Regions from separate parts of the Homo sapiens genome. Here regions 1 and 3 are each linked to region 2. Evidence: chromatin loops called from intact Hi-C (ENCODE). Cell type or tissue: GM12878. All regions are shown on one strand. Links, peaks and the distances in the headings refer to the core of each region. The heading gives the core; the rest is flanking DNA.

Evidence for each region. Hi-C counts contacts between places; a loop is a spot of excess contacts. Peaks named below come from ENCODE experiments on the same cell type or tissue, not always from the same donor. Only the 100,000 strongest peaks of a DNase experiment are listed, where the experiment ranks them.
Region 1: it touches region 2 in a loop (4-fold over the local background); 8 of 110 quality-filtered maps call a loop at or near these places.
Region 3: a loop joins it to region 2, with 12 times the contacts of the local background. A loop is called at or near these places in 23 of 110 quality-filtered maps.

The regions. Positions count from the first base shown.
Region 1 is chrX:112,729,220-112,735,603 of GRCh38, reverse strand. No RefSeq gene overlaps it. Among named protein-coding and RNA genes, the nearest start is that of MIR4329, 48 kb to the left of the region's middle. In GM12878, for the core only: a CTCF peak has its summit at 3,611 (motif pointing right); no DNase peak of the experiment used is centred there.
Region 2 is chrX:111,866,342-111,872,725 of GRCh38, reverse strand. The region is part of intron 3 of TRPC5 (transient receptor potential cation channel subfamily C member 5); the gene reads left to right. Among named protein-coding and RNA genes, the nearest start is that of TRPC5OS, 6.6 kb to the left of the region's middle. RefSeq lists a silencer at 3,877-3,926. In GM12878, for the core only: a CTCF peak has its summit at 2,968 (motif pointing left); DNase peaks (open chromatin) are centred at 2,795 and 3,665; H3K27ac peaks cover 784 bases.
Region 3 is chrX:112,143,681-112,150,064 of GRCh38, reverse strand. The region is part of intron 2 of RTL4 (retrotransposon Gag like 4); the gene reads right to left. Among named protein-coding and RNA genes, the nearest start is that of RTL4, 64 kb to the right of the region's middle. In GM12878, for the core only: a CTCF peak has its summit at 2,652 (motif pointing right); no DNase peak of the experiment used is centred there.

The DNA of each region.
Region 1 (6,384 bases), core at 672-5,671, 860 kb before region 2:
GATTGAGAATATTAACACATTTTAGGACTGCATATCTTCCAACTTCTAATATAGTACCTTTTTTTCTGAAGATTGTTGCAAATTGCTTTGCAACAATATTCATAATACAAATTTCTGAGTTCCATGATTGAATTTTCTTTAAGCAGAAAATTGTATTTATTTTCTTCATCTCATTAACCTAAAATGCTTTTGTAGTATCACATCCCTTTTGACCTAGTATCTTAGTCAGCTTGGCCTCCTATAACAAATACTATAGACTGGGTGGCTTAAACCGCAAACATTTAGTTCTCATAGTTGTGGGGACTGGGAAGTTAAAGATTGAGGTGTTGACCAATTTCCCTCTTTCTGGTTGTAGACTGACATCTTCTCGTTATGTTTTCATACAGCAGAGAGAAGATTATCTCTCTTATGTCTCTTCTTGTAAGGGCATTAATCCTATCATTAGGGATCCACCCTTATGACCCAATTACTCCCCAAAGGCCCCACCTCCAAATGACATCACACTGAGCACTAGGGCTTCAACATATACATTTTGAGGGAACGAACATTCAGTTCATAACATTCAGGAAGAATTTTTTTCTTCCTGTTAGTTTTAACATATATAAAGCACTAAGCCTTATGAAGGTTAAGATATATATGTTTAAATAGTGCCTAGAACATAATAGGTGGCCCACACAATTCAAGTGGCATTACTCAAATTCATTGCCATTACCTAAATATGCACACCCTATTCTGTAGTCACAGACACACATGCAAGCAAGTAAGCTAGGTCTTTCTAAACTAGTGATTGCTCAGTGTTAAGTCTTGCCTTTCAGGTTTTGTTTCAATTTTTGGCATCGAAGGGCAAATTAGAAAAAGAAAAAGTACTGGTATGTAGATTTGGGGGTTATTTCCCTTTAGATTATGACAGGATGTTAAAAACTGATCACAGTTGATATACAGCAGCTTGCTGGAGTCTCTGCAACATGCCTCAAACACAAAAATCCCTGGTGATGGACGACTGTGGGTAAAAACATGCATGCATCAGATTTCTTCTCTGATAGCTTCCAGACCCCATTTTAGTAGGTTTGGCTCCCAAAGCAAACTCCATTTGACAGCACAGGAGTAGCTACTCAGTCATTCTCCCAAACTAGTCAGTCATTCCCCCACGCTTGGCCTCTTTTCAGCAGGCAGGCTTGACTAGCTGCTTACTTCCTCTCTCCTCTTAAGGGAGAAGGGAAGTGACAGAACTCCCTGGTGAGTGCTGAGTTGCGATCTGTGCATACAGTTTTACAGGGAAGAACAAAACTACTCTATTTTCTCTGTTTCATTGTAATAAATCTCTGAAGAGATCTCTGGTTGGTTCACCTCAGAGAGGGAGAGAGAGAGAGAGATTGGGACAGAGAGAGACAGAAAGGGGGAAAAAAAACGAGGAGGAGGAGGAGAGGAGAAAGAAAGAGGAGGAGGACTAGAGAGAAAGGGAGGGTAGAGAGAAAGAGAAGAGACAATGTGCATTGTTGCTGACATGCACTGTTTTTGTTTCTGTGTGTGCTTTGTACTTGTAATGGTTAATGCCCAGATGTGTCCTAAACCCCATGAAGCTGTTTCCTTCCCAATCACTAGTGAGTAGTAACAGTCCAATCCAAATGTAACCCTTGATCTTTTTCATAAGTAGAGCATAGAATCCTTTGTTCTCACGTACCTTTTTTTAGTACATCATTAAATTGAGTAGAATAACAATAATAATAATAAAAACTCAAGTCAATGTTCCAGTAACCTACCCCTAACTGCCTCTCCCTATGAAACTGCTACTCTTTAATGCACCACAGCTTTGCTCACATCCAAGGCAAGACCTCAATTGATCAGTTGAGGTGATCTTGTTATACCCTTGCGAGGCTATAGGCTACCACACCCAATACATCAACCTTAATCAGCGCTAAGTCCCTATTGCTATTGCCACTCTATTGATCTCTGCTTGTAGGAGATGAGGGTAAGAGAAATTTTTCTTTTACAGTCTTTGACAAAAAGAGAAAAGAAGAAAAGGGAAGAAAAGGAGAAGAAAAGGGAAGAAAAGGTGAAGAAATGAAAGACCTGGAAAAAAGAAGAAGAGGGAGAAATAAGGAAGAGGAACCACTGAAGAAAACTTGAATACTAGTGTCCCCAGGCTCCACACCTACCTAATTTGCTTTTCCCTGTTTCTCCACTCAGCAATGCATTAAATATGTGATCTTTCTTTTAGCCACAGCCTTTCCATTCCTTACTGTGGAGTCAAGAAAAATACATGATATAATGAAGATAAGACAGGCTTTGGAATCAGCTCACCCTAGGTTCTCATTCTAGGACCTAGCACGGTAACTAGCCCATAATGTCAAATAAACTCCTTTTCGTAAGAAATTTGTTTGAGTCCCATGTAGCAATGGCAATGCTCCTGGACTGTATATATTATTCTACCATTGTATGGTATCAGTAAAAACTCACTGGGAATTCACTTTTCTCAACTGTGTTTGGCTATGAGAGCAAGGAATTTCAATTGGCAGGCAAAGTATGTTGTTGCTTAACACCCATATATGAACATGCATACTTGTACACATACAATGTATACATGGTAAAAACAAACAAACAAAAACTCAACCCATACCTAACAACAAGTATACAACAAAAGGTCTCTACTCCCTCCTCCGCAACAACCCTTAGATCCTTTTGAAAATGTAACCACTGGACCACTGTTAACTGTTTCTTGTTTGCCAGATACACTTCAACATGGGGAGGAGGCTGGTCCAAGTTGCTTTTCATTTGCACAAGGTGTTGAAGTAGAGAGTACTCAACAGTTTAGGGTGGGTGGCATCAGGACCTTGGGCTTCCATGGGGATAGTAGCCGTGAAAACAGGTAAGATGAGAGGATGGGAGACATTGCCTGCTTTACAGTCTTGCCTCTTTCGTGGTGTGACTCTTAGATCATGAATTAGAAGGGTCCCATCAAAGGAAAATCTGAGACCTGGAAAAGGAAGTGCCTTGTGCAAGGTTACACATGCAGCCATTTAGAGGCAGAGCTGATATTAGCCCCTAGTCCTCTAGCTTCCTAGGACTCTGTTCTTTCCCTAATTTCCCAGAGCCTCCAACAGTGAAACAAACAAAGCTAGCGCCTCTGCTTCCGGCAACTTCCACTGGTACTCTACTCTCTGTGTCTGGACTGTCAGCCTTACAGATCTGCTGGATTCTTCTAAGGGAGGACTTTTTTCTTTTCTACTTTTAGTGGAGACATGATAGCTTGAGGGCATAAAGACATAGTTTTCAAACTGTAGTATGAATCTGAATCACCTGAGCTGATTGTTAAACATGTTAGTCTTTCCCAGAAGTTACTGACTCTCAAAGAACTTTCGCTACTCCTTTGAAAAAGGTATCAGATACTTACTGGAATTTTTTGTGTTCACATGATGACTTTCTACAGAAGCCCTAAGTCTAGAGCAAAAACACCATCTTGTTTTAAAAATTTCGTTATATTGTTTCTGTTTGATTATAAAATTAATACATATTTATTGGCAAAAATTAATATTACAAAAGAATATTACGAAAGATATACATCAGCAGATGTTTTTAAAGCCTTTTCATCAACTCTCAAGAAAATCTCCATTCTGGACACAAGAGGGAGCTTTTAGCTAAAATGAAAATTTTAATGCAGGCAGTTTCATGGGGGATACATCATCTTTACTTTCTTTAACACATTTGACTTTTTTCTCTTTAAAAACACATTCGCTAATGATTATGGAATTGTATAATGATAGAGCTGATAAACTTCTTAATCATCATGACCTCTCTACAGCAGTTGATATTGTAACTACCCAATGGGTTCATTTTGCCTGCTGCCCACATAGAGCCGATTTATCAAGACAGGGGAATTGCAATAGAGAAAGAGTTTCACACATGTAGAGCTGGCTAAATCAAATCAGCCTCCCTGAAAATTTGGAGGCTAGGGTTTTTCAAGGATAGTTGGGGGGAAGAGAGGTGGGGTGGCCAGGCAATGGGTGCTTGTTGCCAGTTGGTTGGGGATGCAATCATAGGGGCATAAGAAATGGTTCTCATGCCCACTGAGTCACTTTTGGGTGGGACCACAGGAGCAGTTGGCAGGTCCAGGTGGAGCCATTGGTTATCAGACATGCAACAAACCTGAAAAGACATCTCAAAAGGCCAATCTTAGGTTCTACAATAATTATGTTATCTGCAGGAGTAATTGGGGAAGTTGCATATCTTGTAGCTTCTGGAATAATGGTGAGTAATCATTTATGTCAATACCTTGGCAGAATTCAGGCTCCTCTTATCCTCTTAGCCTGGTGGTCTCTCCTTAACTTTTCAAAGGCAGTTGCATTTTGAGGAAGTGCTATTATTATTTAAACTATAAACTAAATGTATCCCGAAGTTAGCTTGGCCCAAGGCCAGGAATAATTAAGGGCAGCTTGAAGGCTCAAAGCAAGATGAGGGGTTGGTTAGATCAGATCTCCTTTACTACCATAATTTTCTCACTGTTATAATTTTTGCAAAGGAAGTTTCAATATGGTTGCCTATTCCTGTCTTTAAAGATTCTCCTTCCTTGTCTCCTGAGATACCACTCTGTTCCTGGCTCTGCTCCTAATTTTTTGACCATTTCTCTTCCTTTGCTCTCCCCTTGAGTGTTGGTTGCTTCTCTGAGACCCTCAGTCCACTTGTCTTCTCATTCTGCAGTGTATACACATGTTCTGTGGCTGACCTCATCCATTCCCATGGTTTCAACTACCACTATGTGCTGATGAAGTAATCACCTGCATATCTCTTGCTATTAAGCTTATACTGAGGCACAGATAATGCATTCACTTGCCTACTGGATAAGCTCAAAAATTCCAAAGCAGCCCAGAAAAAGGTCAATTAACCTGACCCAAAGGGTAGTACATTTTAAGACTACATAATAGGTTGGTTAGGGAATCTCTGAGTTTTCCGAGTCCACAGGGAATCACCTTGGATGACCATGTGAACTGTGATTGTAGAAACAGAAAACAAAACAAAACGAAACGAAAAAAGAGCAACAAAAACCACAATAACAAAAACACTAGAGCACAACAAAAAGTTTCACTTAGGCTGGATTGTCCAATATAACAGTCACAAACTGCAAACGGCTTTTGAGCATCTGAAATGTGTTTGGTTTTAATTGAGATGTAGAGTAAATGTAAAATACTATCAGTTTTAAAAGAAAGCAAAATATCTCTCTCTCTTTTTTTTTTTTTTTTTTTTTTTTACTGATTACAGAACAGTTCCTGGTTCATACGAAATGCTCAATAAATGTTAACTGCTACCATTACTAGACACTCTCAATTCTGGTCACTTCAAATTTCTTGATATTACCCAAACCTACCAGGCACTTTGATGCTTCTTTACCTTTGTGAATGCTGTTTCTCCTGCCTGGAATGCTCTATTGCAAATTCTTCACCTATGAAACTACTACACATACTTCAAGATCTAGCTAAAACATTACCCGCTTTTTGAAATCTGCCACATTACCGGTGGTTATTGTCTCCTCTGTGGCACCGTGTAGATATTGCTATTATTGCACAAATGGTAACACAGCTACACTTGTAATATAATGGGTGTGTCTGCTTCCTTACTGGACTTTTAATCTCAACAGAGATAGGGGCTTGTTGGTCTCCTGTTGGTATATAGCACGAGTGTCTAGCACAACATTTGCCACCGAGTAGGTACTAAATAACTGCTTTTCAAACTGAAAATTGATTAATCTAATTAAACAATCTATCTTTACATATGAGGAAACTGAAGCCCTGGGAAGTGATGGACTTTTTGGACAAGCTTACGCTTTGGACCCTAGTGGACCAGGGGGCCTTTTCTTTTGCCTCTGAAGAAAACAGGCAAAGTGTAGCCCCAGAATAATTAAAATAAAGACTTAAATTAACAGAGATGCCTCACTTTCACTACTTGTGAGAAAATAATGATGGGTGTGAACCCCAAACCTTGATACTGAATTAAGCGTATAATATATGTCCAAACTTCCACTAATTTCTGGTGTCAGGATAAGGATAATAACATTTTGCTATTTAACATCCCTCTGTGGCTGGCTAGACAGCAGGACCTGCAAGCAACTGTAGAGTCCAATATTGTTATGTGCTTGACGGAAAGAATACAATGAGTCAAATGACCTAGATACTAGTCCTTACTTTGTTGCTAACTTCTTAGATAAGTTACTTAAATTTTGTCAACTATTTTCACATCTATATGATGAGTGCTTGGATCAGATGATCTCTAAAGTATAACAAACTCCCTTCTGATTGTGACTGTGACAGGATTCTTCATGTACAATGAGATTCTCTCTTATTTTTAAAGCTCTCTAGAAAAAGTTAATATACATTTCCCTTAAGAATCCCTTCA
Region 2 (6,384 bases), core at 811-5,810:
GTTTTCTTTTGAGAAGTGTCTGTTCATGTCCTCTGAAGGTAAGCTTTTTGCTTTGAATCAAAACCATGCTTAGGCAATCTTCCATCTCAGCTTTGAAAAATACCCTAAGATACCTCAACTTGTCAGTCAGCCCTGAAAAAGCCATACCTCCTGCAATCCTGACTTGCCAATCTTTCTCAATGAAAAATTCTCTCTTTTATCTACCAAGTTGTCTCCAACCCTCTAAAATGTGTCTTGTATAACAATTCAGTTTGTTCACTCTGGAATTTGTTAGACTTATTTGTAGGATCTGACTATACAATGAGGACCATACTGACTGCAATTGGATGTATTTCTCCAACACGTTATTCCTCCCCTACCTCACCATCCCTACCGCCTACTACCACCACTATCAGTCTCCTTTCCAGAATTCTAAGCCAGTAATTGGCATGACAGAACATACCCTCAAAACATTCAGAGGAACAAATAATGGAAACAGTGCTGATGCATGCAAACTCTGTCTAGGCATGAACTAGGTATTCTAGTTCATTCTGTGTTGCTAATAAAAAATAGCTGAGACTGGGTTATTTATAAAGAATAGAGGTTTATTTAGCTCACAGTTCTGCAGGCTGAGAAGTTCAAGGGCATGGCCCTGGTTTCTGGAGAGGGCATTTGTGCTGTGTCACAACATGGCAGAGAAGGTCAAAGTCAAAGCAGACAGGTGTGAGGAAAGGAAAGCCTGAGGGGCATCCTGGCCTTATCACAACTCACTTTCAAGGAAACAAATCCATCCCTGCGAGAACTAATACAGTCTTACAGGAATGAGAACTCACTCCTGCAAGAACAGCCATTCATAAGGGATTACACCCTCATGACCCAAACACCTTTCACTAGGCCCTACCTCCCAATACCACCACACTGGGGATCAAATTCAAAATTAGTTTTAGTGGGGACAAACAAACCATGCCCAAACCATAGCACATAGAGTGTGTCAAATCACATATACAGTCACTTCAAGACTACATATCCAGAAGTGACAATTCTACATCTCGTAAGTCATAATGATGAAAAGAACTAACATTTATTGAGTGCTTTCTTGTTTAGTTCCTATAGTAATCCATCATGAAAAATAATAACACTGGCTTCCTAGTTGCCAGGCATTTAATTAACTCTCTTAATCCTCATAATGACCTCATGCCATGAGTTACTATTGTAATCCTCATTTTGCCGATGAGGAAACTGAGGGCTGGAGAGGTTAAGTAACTTGCCCAAGGTAATCCAGCCAGGGAGTGGTGGGGCTGGAATGTGAACCCCAGGTCAGTCTGTCTGACTGCAGAGACCAATCTCCTAACCCTACCACACTACCTTATTAGAAACATCTTTGAGCATGCAGCCCACATTATCCTGTTATGATAAAAAAAAAAATGCATGAAAATGCCTGCTTCCATCTATTTGGTGTTGAGAATGTTTCAAAGCACTTTCCCATCCCTGATGCATTTGATCTTCACAACAGTCCTGTGAGGAAGACAGGCATAGGCAACACCACCATTACATAGATAAAGACCAAACACAAAAGCTTGCCCCAAGTCCCACTCCACAAATGAGAGACCAAGCCAGAGTCAGAGTTCAATGTACAGTATACATTTTCAAAATGTGTTCTTTGGTATAGCTAGGGATTAAGTCTCCTCCACCTCCTTCATTCTGATTTCATCCTGAAGATTTGAAAGGAAGTGGGCAGCCCACAGCAGGTCATTAAACCCTCCAGCCAAGCTTTCCTATAAATGTAAAAACTACTTGAGTATACCTCACTTTGTCTTCCACATACCCCAACCCTTCAGGATCTGCAGTACCTGACCACATCCTGTGTCTTGAAAGAAAAAAAATGAGGGACCTTGACCCTTAAAAACTGGACACACTGAAGGTATGAACATATCTCATTGTGGATTTCTCACTTTAAAAACATTTATTGGACAATTACAGGTCCAAAATTCCAAAACCCACCTGGCAGGTGAGCAATACTCACCTGGCAGGGGAGATATCATGATCACCAAGCCCACCAAGTTCTGAAAACCAAAGTTTTTAAAAATAAATTCCCTATCAAACCTCTCATATGGCAGCAAAACCTGACATGCACTGATGGGAGGCAATTTATGGTGTTTATTTATCCCATTGCATCTAAGCATGCCCAGGTTTCACTGCTGAAAATTTATTGTGTTTGATTATAGTAGGGTTGCCAGATAAAACATAGGACATAGTTAAATTTAAATTTCAGATAAATAATGAATAATGTTTTTGTATAAGCATGTCCCAAAATTATAAGGGGCATTTAGTTATACTAAAACATTTTTGCTGTTTAGCTGAAATTCAAATTTAATTGGGCATCCTGTATTTTTATTTGCTAAATTTTGGAACTCTAATTATGGGTGCTGCCTGAAACCTCACTGGGAGTGTTATCTAATATATGGCATAGACAGCATATTACTGTTCTAAAATCTGACAAATTTAGAATTCCAAAACAAATCTGTCCCCAAGAGTTTTGTAAAAGGGATTGTGGACCACTGGACCTATAGCATCCTCCCAGCACTGGGCTTGGTACTTCATGGGGACTCAGCTCCCAAAGAGCAACAACCTCTCAAAGAATTATCCCATCACAATGCCTTGCCTCTTGAGCTTTCATTAGATTTCCCCTCTGCTGTCTTTCATAGGTCATTAGCATGCTTTCTGCTTTGATATATTTATTCTTCAAGGTATTTCCCCTCTAGTGTCCTGATTTAAACTAGTAGGACTGCAACCCACAGCTGACCTAACCACACTTTCTATGATTTCTTACTTGGCTTTAGTGAGTTTCCAGCCTCTCCTGTTCAATTGCTCTGACATGCTATGTCACTTTCTTCCTTCCTGGTAAGAAGCTTTCCAACACAGACTCCCCTTTACTTCCAGAACTCTCCTCTGTAGTAGGCAGTGAGCTCCTACCACCCTCTGCTGCCATCTCATGGCTAGGATAAGCCATTGCATTAGTCTTAATTCTGTTGCACTAGTTCTTTTTAGAGTCCATCACCGCCAACACAGAATTATAACATCTGCCAGGAAACCCCATTGGGCTAATTCTGACTGCTGTATGCACTTGCAAATGGAAAATTATACTTTAAAAAAATATGCGTTCTAAAACAGTTTTCAACCTCCTCCTTCAACCTAGCCTCACCTTCCTCCATTTAGTTCTAAGTAGTGAGGCTTAGCCCTAGTTTGAAATGAAAGATAGGGCTTCCAGTTGACTGATTTTGTGAGTCTGCACCTGTGTTGCCATTGATATTGGCAGCCCAGCTTGGGAACTAAGTCTGCTAGCTAATTGCAACAACAGAGCCAGCTTAGAACAAAATGTCTCAGTAATCCTTGGGTAAGAACATATCTTCTTTTTAAAAAATAAAACTAGCCATGGATTAGTGATCTGAGTGATTAAATATTAAACTGTGCTAGACAGAGAGTACATGTAAAAGGTAGGGGCTATTTCCAATCATTATCTGGACCTAAACTTTTGTCAAAACCTATTTCTTGATCTCAAATGTCTGCTGCAGTGGTTTACAAAAAAAAAAAAAAAATGCTGCACTGCTTAATGAAAGTATGACTCAGCAAGCTCACTACAATGGTGAGGGAAGAAAGGTGCTTGAACATTTCTTCCTCTTCGGGAACTTTTGCATTGCCACTGATTTCCCCTTTTGGGCGTTTTTCTCCTCTTCAGAGCCCAGCTTGATTGGCAACTAAAAACAAAACTCATTCTCTTGAGGGTCATTCCTGTAGAGGCGGGTTTTTAAACACATCCTTAACACACAACCGGACTATCTTCTGAAGAACTGAAATCTAACACAGTACACATTGGGCCCATTTCTATGTGCAGCCATTCACTGAAGGGAGTAGGATGCAGTTCTTAAAAGATCAGTAGACTTTTTCAAACCTCCCAGAAAGGCCCTTACCTCAGATCTTACTATAGCCAGTAACTGCTGTTTCTTCCTGATCCTCACCTTCTCCTCTGGTATAGGGGACGACTCATTCTCACCCTTCAAATTTTCTTTTCCTCTAAATGGACTAAAGGAAGAAGTGTTTACAGCTGTAAGTCTCCCAGCTCAAAGTCAGCTGATTTCTTTTAGGAAACATGGGAACATAACTCATTGCCAATTACTTTAGAGAACCACAGACCTATACTGCTTTATAAACCTCTGAATATTAAACATGTGTCAAGGTGACTTTTCTTTCAGTCTCACCTATTGCACTTTTTTGTACACACCTAAAAACTTAAAATAATCTGAAAATAACCAGTTAGGTGACTTAACTGTGAAACTGACTTGTTTTTATCCTAATGCTTTTCTTGCTGATAGCTTTCCCAGCAGGGAACAGGGTGGACTGAGCAGGGTAACAAAGATATTTCTCCTCTGACCATTGTCCATTCCTAATGGAGCCACTGGAAGCTTACTGCTGTGGCTTTTCTCTACCTCACAGCCTGGCTTATTTCTCAAAAGCCCATCCCCACGACCAGATCCTCTGCTTCTATGAGGGGACTTTCCCTTTTTTTTCATTGCCTCCTCAAGGAGTGGTGACTCAATTAATTATCAGGGAGGTCTATCTGTACCTCATTATTCTTAAATGAGCACTTAAGTACAATGTTTGACATCCAGTAGTCACTCAAATGTTAGATGTTGTTATTATTACTATTTAACCTCTCTGAGCCTCAGTTTTCTCATCTGTAAAATGGATGTAATAATAGTACAAACTTCCTAGGTTTGTTAATACATATAAACTGCTTTTAAAAGTATCCAAAACTTAGAAGGTTCTGTGTACATTTTATCTATGACTATTAAAACTTCTATTAGAGAAATAATTTAAGGACATATAGACTGCAAGGTGAAAAGAGAAACGTGTGTGTGGGTTTGGGGATGCTACGGCGGGGAAGAGTTGTGTGTGGATTATGTGTTTGAAATATGTTTTAGCGGCCGAAGAGAAATGCCCACTAGGCGTTAAACATTCAGGTGTAAATTTTAGCAGGGACGGAATGAAGAATTTTTTCACTTTAACAAAAACAGTAAATGCCTGCAAAGACCTTTGGGGGTAAGAAATGACATATATAGAAGTGTTCCTCCACTTCCTAAGCTTACCGTCTACTAAGAAGGCTGAGTCACTGATTCTACATAGAAGTACATGTAACACAAGGTAGGCTCTGAGAGGTACCACAGGGAAAAAGCAAAGTGGTATGAGCTCAAGGAGAGAGGTCACACCTCTGGCTGAAGCAATCAGGGAGGGCTTCCAGAAGGAAGTGATTTTCTGATTTCATTATTCACCGCAGCCTTTTCTTAGGACTCTAGTGCCTGCTGATTTTTTCCATCTCTGAATGCTCTAAGATCCCAAAGTGTGGTGCCTCATGACAAAGCAGTGAGCTTTTCCTAAAGCTAAATAGATCCAGATTGAATGACTGTCCTTTATTCTGTCCTTTCTTTTATAAAATGGTGGTAACAGGAGATCAAAGGGGTGTGGGCTTTTCTCATGTCCTTACTTGGCAAAACAATCTCCTGATTTGGAGAGGAGTGGCCTTAATCAGTCTGTGAGAGCCAACCATCTGGGAACCTGACATGTTTACCATCTGTACCATTTATGTGGGCGTCTGAACACAAACATTATTGTCCTGTTACTTGTTTCGCATGAGTTAGGCTAGTATCCCTTCAAAAGAGCTCCTGCAGGCCAGAATCATGGCTGGTCTCTCTTGCGATGACCCTCTCCCACAGGCCACACGGAGCTGGGCACAGAGCAGGTACTCCAAAATACTTGTTGAAAGGCCTAAACTGAATCACATTAATCTTGCACTTCCCTTGCAGTAAGCAAGTCAAATTCTATTCTGCCTTGAGTTAAGCATGTGAATCAGGCATTAAATCCTATTGATCCTTTAGACAGCTGTAGAAACAAAAGTCACATACAGTAGACTGGTGAGGGGCTGGGAAGATAATTCTCTTCACTGAATGAAAAAATTCAGAACTCTGCTGCAGTGAAATCAAAGCTATTTTGCTAGTTTTCTGGCAGAGGGGTGGTCTCTTTCCAGTAGAACCTGACATTTTTCCTATCAAGAAATATTCCTAGGAGGGGCCAAGAGCCATTGGGCCCCTCCATTGACAACACAGCTTTATGTCAAAGAAAGCCAGGGCTTTTCCAAAAGTTGTGTGCAGTAAGGAAAAAATACAATAATGTTCAGCCCTTGTCTGGGAGTATTGCAGAACTGAAGCACTGAAGAGGGAAAACAATCAACAACTGCAGTGAGGATCCTAGCTCATTTGTGAAGAAAAGATTTAGACAGATTAAACAGGGGGATTCCATACAGATCTGGCCTGGGGCGGGCCCCATCACTTCTGGGCTTTGCTAGCCTTCAGG
Region 3 (6,384 bases), core at 672-5,671, 280 kb before region 2:
ACACAAGCACGTTCCAGCCTAATATCCTTTATATTGGTCATTGGTTGCTCCCTCTATCTAGAAACAATCGTCTACCAGAAATCCCCAAAGCTGGCTCTCTTACTTTCTTCATTTCTCTACTTAAATATCACCTTCTTAGAAAGGGCTTTTCTGTCCACCTTACTTCTTAAAATAGTGACTAACCCTCACCCCAGATTTCCCTTTCCCCCTTGCCTTGTTTCATTTTTCTTTTTAGCATGTCTCACCACCTGAAATGTAATTATTCTTTTCTCCTCCCACTAGACTGACTGTAAACTCCATATGAAGGCAGAAACACCATCTGCCTTATTCATTGCACCTTATACCAGTACCTAGCACAATGCCTAGCACATAGTAGGTACTTGATAATAGTTGCTGAATGAACAAGAGCAGGAAATGATGAGCAAAGGGTTCAATATCAAAGGTGTTCCTACTATTGCTTCTGTTGTTTACTCAACTTCTGCCATGCTGGCCCCTTTGCTACCCTGTACATGCACCAGTCATTCTCCTGCTTGAGGGCCTTTGTGCTTGTCCTATACCCTCTGCCTAGAATGTTCTTCCCCAGATATTTGTGTGTCCTTCAGCCTTTTACTCAAATCTCACCTTCTCAGTGATCCCTTCTCTGGTCTATCTAAAACTGTAACTTTGTCACTTAAGATACTTCTGATGTAATACTTCCTATCACCTCTTCCTGCTTTATTTCTTTTCCTAGCACTTATCATCATCTCACATATAATAATATATTTTACTTATCATTTTTATTGTCTATTTCCCTCAAAAAGACTGTCAGCTGTAGGAAAGTGAGAACTGTTGTCTCTCTTCTATCCCTAGTGCCTCGAAAAAGGTCTCACTCATAGCAGGCACCTATTAAATATCTGTTAAAGGAAGTAACAAGAAAACAAGCAAATGATTCCTCTTATACACTAAGCTAAAGTAATAATCAGCTGGGTTTTCTTTTCTTTCCAGGAGAAAAAAATGACTAAATTGTTTAACCAGTGAAAATACATATACTTCCATATACAGACAGATACAGGAGATTCTAAGATACCTGAGGGATAGGAGACTGCCTTCCCCCCTTGTCCTTAGAGGCACCATTAACACCCACTCCCTCTACCTGAGGTCCTTAGTGGAAATGACACATCAATGGGATGAGACGAAAGGACTGCTTCTGGCACAGGTAAAAGAAGTTTAATTATTTTATGCTATCACAAATTGAGAAGTTACTATGTGCCAGGCCCTTTATACAACCACGCAAAATTCTCACACTAACTTATCAAGATAGATATTATTATTCTCATTTTATAGAAGAGGAAAGTAACACTCAGAGAAATCGAGTAACTATCAAAAAGTCTCATGCCTAGAACTATTCAGAACTGGGTTTCAAACCCAGGTCAAAAGTATACAGAGACTCTGTTCTCTCTGCCTTATTGTGCTGCTGCAGGTGAAGGGAGGATATGTATCTTTATCTGAGGTTTCCATTCTGACCAGTAGGTCAAACTCCTCAGACTTGACATTACTTGGCATTTTCAGTGAGTATTTTCAGTTTCCAACTACATAAGGCCTCTGAACTGTCAGGAATTAAATTGTGGCCCTGCTCCATCCCCTGAAGCATATCAGAACAAATATCAGTGTTCTCCCTTGCAGGCTATTGCCTGTATTTCATTCCATTAGCATAGCTGGAGCTCTGAGATCAAACCCAGATTTTTTTTTTTTTTTTTTGCACTCAGTCACATGGCAGTTAGATCACATTGGGAGAAGAGGAACACGTATTTCTGCTTGGTTGTGGCATGTTAATAGGTTTGAAGGAATCCCAAGTTCACATCACTGTACAGAGCAAGTTTCCAGAGACAAAATATTCCACTGAACAGCAAATGAGCAGGAAGCACCAAGATCCTGTGATATCTGTCAAATAATGCTCTTCCCATTCTTACAAGCACCTTCTCCCCAAAAGGAGAGTCTGTTATTCATTCAATGTATGTTGGCTGACCAGGTCCTGTGCTAGGTGAATGTGACAGAAAGGTGAATGTGATTCCAACTAGTGGAGAAAATAGACTTGTAATCAGATGATGAATTACCACCCAATGTGGCAAAGACTATGGTGGGGTTAGGAAGAGAGTTCAGGGAACACATAGAGAGGGGGAGGTCTGACTTTTACAGGCTACATAAAGACAGGTTTTCCTAAAGAGATGATGAAGAGCCTGCCTCAGCCTCCCAAGTAACTGAGATTACAGGTGCACCCCACCACACCTGGCTAATTTTTTGTATTTTTTAGTAAAGATGGGTTTTCACCATGTTGGCCAGGCTGGTCTTGAACTCGTGACGTCAAGTGATCCACCCATCTCGGCCTCCCAAAGTGCTGGGATTACAGGTGTGAGCCACAACACCCAGGCCAGAGCCATTTGATTCTTTTTTAATCAGTCAGATAAACCCAATTTGTTTTAAGGTATGGTATTGGGCTGTATTCACCCAGAGGTTTACTTCAAAATGGGAGCAGTGAGGAGCTTACATTGTGACCAGTTCACTGAAGTGCAGTGGCCACAACTCTGTCCCATATGGACTAGTGGCTCTGTGGTCTGTGATCCAGAGCCACAGAATTTCCTAACACTGACCAACCACGCTGTAATTTCAGCACTTGGTCACAAGGGGGAGGGGGTAGCTGAGAATCTGAATTCTAGGATTCTAAAAGCTGAAATTCACATAGAATCCATCCAGTTGAGTGCTTTGCAAGCCACAGGGCAGAGAAGGGGAAGAGGGGAGAGAAGTCCAGTTCGGTAGATAGGACTACAGATCCTACACTCAAGCTTGAAACAGTGCAACTCTGCTGTTTTATGAACTGAGTTTCTGTACTTACTTTTGTTTGAGATGAGAGGGTATCGTTGCTGAAAAAAAAAGTAAAGTAATTCACTTGCTCATTTTAGAGACGAGAGAAATTCCCTCAAAGAAGGGAAATAATTTGGCCCAGATCACACTGTGTGACTTTGGAGCAAGGGACTGTACATCTGCGAGCCTCACTCAGCTCCCCCATCTCTGAAACGAGAATAATAGTGTGTACCTCATCTGGTTGTTGGGAGGATTCATTGAAATAATGCAGGCAAACACTTAGCACAATGCCTGAAACATACTAGATATGGACAAATATTGCTTACTATTACCATTTTGATGATGATGATGATGATGATAGTGATAATAATGATGATGATTATACAGTAGTTCCAGTTAGTCCTTAAAACTGAAGTTCTCTGCGTTGCAAGCCAGCATTCTTTTCCATACATCACACTCTCTCAGCGCAGGTCTTTCAGCAGAACTTGTCTGCATGACCTGACACAATTGACCATCCCCTCCTCCTGGATTCACTTGATTCATTAATATTTCAGGGAAACACACTCACTGATTTGTCCTCCTACCTCACTGACCTCCTGCTTCCTCCTCATTTCCCTGCTTCCTCCTCATTTCCCTGACCATTAGCCTTTGGATTGCCTCAGAGCTCGGGCTTCAGATCTCTCTTCCCTCTTCTATGCTAACTGTCTAACTCACTCAGATTTTAAATTATCTCCGTATGTTCAAAAATCATAAATGTATTATCTCCAGCCCAAAAGCTCTTTCCTGGGCTCCAGAATTGCGATGCCAACTCAGCATCTTTACTATGTTATAGGCCTATCTCAAAGTAAATGTGATCATAATAGAATTTCTGATTTCCCTCCCAAATTTTTTCCTTTCCCTATTGTTCCTCATTTCAGTAAATGCTCCCAACTTCCCCCAAGTTGTTCAAACCAAAAACAGGCACCTTTCTCTCTTCCTTCCATCCCATCTCCAATTCATCAGCATGTCTTGTTATGCCTCCAAAATTCGCAATCTTCACAAATTTGCCTAATTCTCACCCCCTGCATTGCTAAAATCTTAGGCTAAGCCAGCATTATCTTTGGCCTAAATTACCACAACAGCCTCCAATCTGATCTCCCTGAATTCACTCTTGCCACCATTTCTGGAGACCACTCTTCATGCGGCAGCCAGAGTGATCGTTTTAAAATCAATAGTCAAGCAATTTGATTCCTCTGCTTAAAACATCCCACAGTGCCTTCTCATTGAACTTGTAATAAAATTCAAACTCTTTAGCACAGCCTACAAGCGCATATATGATTTGGCTTGAGACTGCTCTCTCCTTTGCTTGTTGGCTTTTTTTGAGGGTGTGTCCCTTGAATTTACACTTGTTTCTTCTGCTGGGATTCCTTCTTTCTCATCATTCAGGTCTCAGTTCAGATGTCACTTTCACAGAGTTTCTTTTTCCCTAGGTAAAGGAACAAGTGTCTGTCCCCATTCCCAGTGTATTCTCTATCCCATTGCCCCACTTCTTTTCGTCATAGCACTTATCACAACTAAAAATTATATAGACACTTTTTTTACTTGTTTACACTTTTAATGTCTCCTCCTCACACACTAACCAATAGAATGTCATTGCCATAAAGGCAGAAACTTTACCTAGTCCACTACTGTATCCCCAGCACCTAAAACAGTGCCTGCACAGTAGACCCTCAGCAAATATTTGTTGAATACAAGAAAGAGAAAAGAAACTTAGAGACTCAACTTGACTCCTTCTCAACATCCCCCTTGACTGTGTCTGTGAAGTCCCCTTTCCAAATGAACTTTCATTCTAGATTAGTCCAGAGAAAGTCAGGGAAGAACTTGTTCTCCACCCCACTCACACCCTGACATTAATTCACTCTGGTGAATTAAGCATCGATAGAGCTCTCTGAAAATATTCTTTTCATGGCAAAATGATTTTTCCAGTCTACAAAATAGAGTAATTAAGAAGGATCCATCATGATCAAAAAGTATTGCTCCTGTGCTCATAATGAATGTACAATAATTGAGGTATTCCAACTAGTGTCATTTGCTTGACACACTCCAGTTAAGTAGGATGCTATAAATGAAGAAGTTCGAAACATCACCTGTTGCAAACATTCTAAAGGAAAAGAGCTCCTGAACAGAACCCTTCAGGATAATAGGTCTGATGATGAATGGCTTATTGCTACAGGAAAAAAAAAGGACTTGTAGAACCATAGATACAGAGAAGGAGGGGAAGAGCATGCTGATGCACAATGTCACCCTGATCAAGCATCAGGAGCCTTGAAAACAGGTCATATTTGGGATTAGAAATCAAGATTGGCCTTTAGCAATATAGTTAAGTGAGGGAACTTGTCCTAGGGAGGAAGTAATGGCTGCAGGGGTTTTTCACCTTTTCCATTTGTTATTCAGCTACATGGGAGATATGTGGAGGAACAGAAGAGCGTTTGGCCTGGAGCTTCTAGCAAAGTGGGATGTAACATTGAATTCACATTAGAATCACCTGGGGATATTAAGAGACACTCATACCTAGGCTTCACTTCCAGTTATTCTGATTTAATTAATCCGGAGCAAGTCCCAGGCACTAGTATGTTGTTTACGCTTCCTAGGTGATTCCAATGTGCAGTCAGGTTTGAGAGCCATTTTTAGCTGGTCCAAATCTTAGGCAGGCAGCCTACGTTTTTTCCTTTGAGAACTCAGTGGTTCTCAAAGTATGATCCCCATACATGCAGTAACATTACTCAGGAACCTATCAGAAATGCAAATTATGTGGTCCCTCCTCAGATCTACTGAATCAGAAACTCTGGGGACAGGGCTCAGCAATTTGTGTTTTAACGAGCCTTCCAGGTGAAAATGATGCACCCTCAAGTGGAAGAACCACTGCTTTAACCAGCAGTAACAGATTAAATAAATATACCCACTCTGACTATAATGGAGTTAAGCAGCTGGAGCTAAAAGGAGCGACTAGAGGCAATTTGACTCCAAACGGCACTGAAGTACTGCAGCCAGAGCTGTTTTTTTTAGGGATCCCACCCCAAGAGAAGATGTTAGCAAATTAAATGAGCACTGAACCAAAATGCAACTCTAAGGTTAAATCCAAGGTTAGAAGATGATATACCTGGAAATATTTAAGATTAACAAGAAATGTACTGATTTGTACACAGAAGATTCTTTTCTTTATAAAAAATAAGTAGTTCTATGTGAGGTGATGAATATGTTAATTATCTTGATTTAATTATTTCACAGTGTATGCATTATCAAAACATGTTTTACGTTGCAGATATGTACGATTTTTATTTGTCAGTTATGCCTTAATAAAACTGGGGAAACATCTTAAAAACTAGTTCTAAAGATGTGCTTTAAGAAATTGTTAGCTTGCAACAGAGATCTATGGTCAGTTTGTTAAAAATGTAGATTCCTGGGACCCATACCCAGAAATTCTGATTTTGCAGGTCTGGAGTGGAGCCTAGAAATTTACATTAATAAGGCTTTTAGGTGATTCTATAGTAGGTGGACCTCTTACCA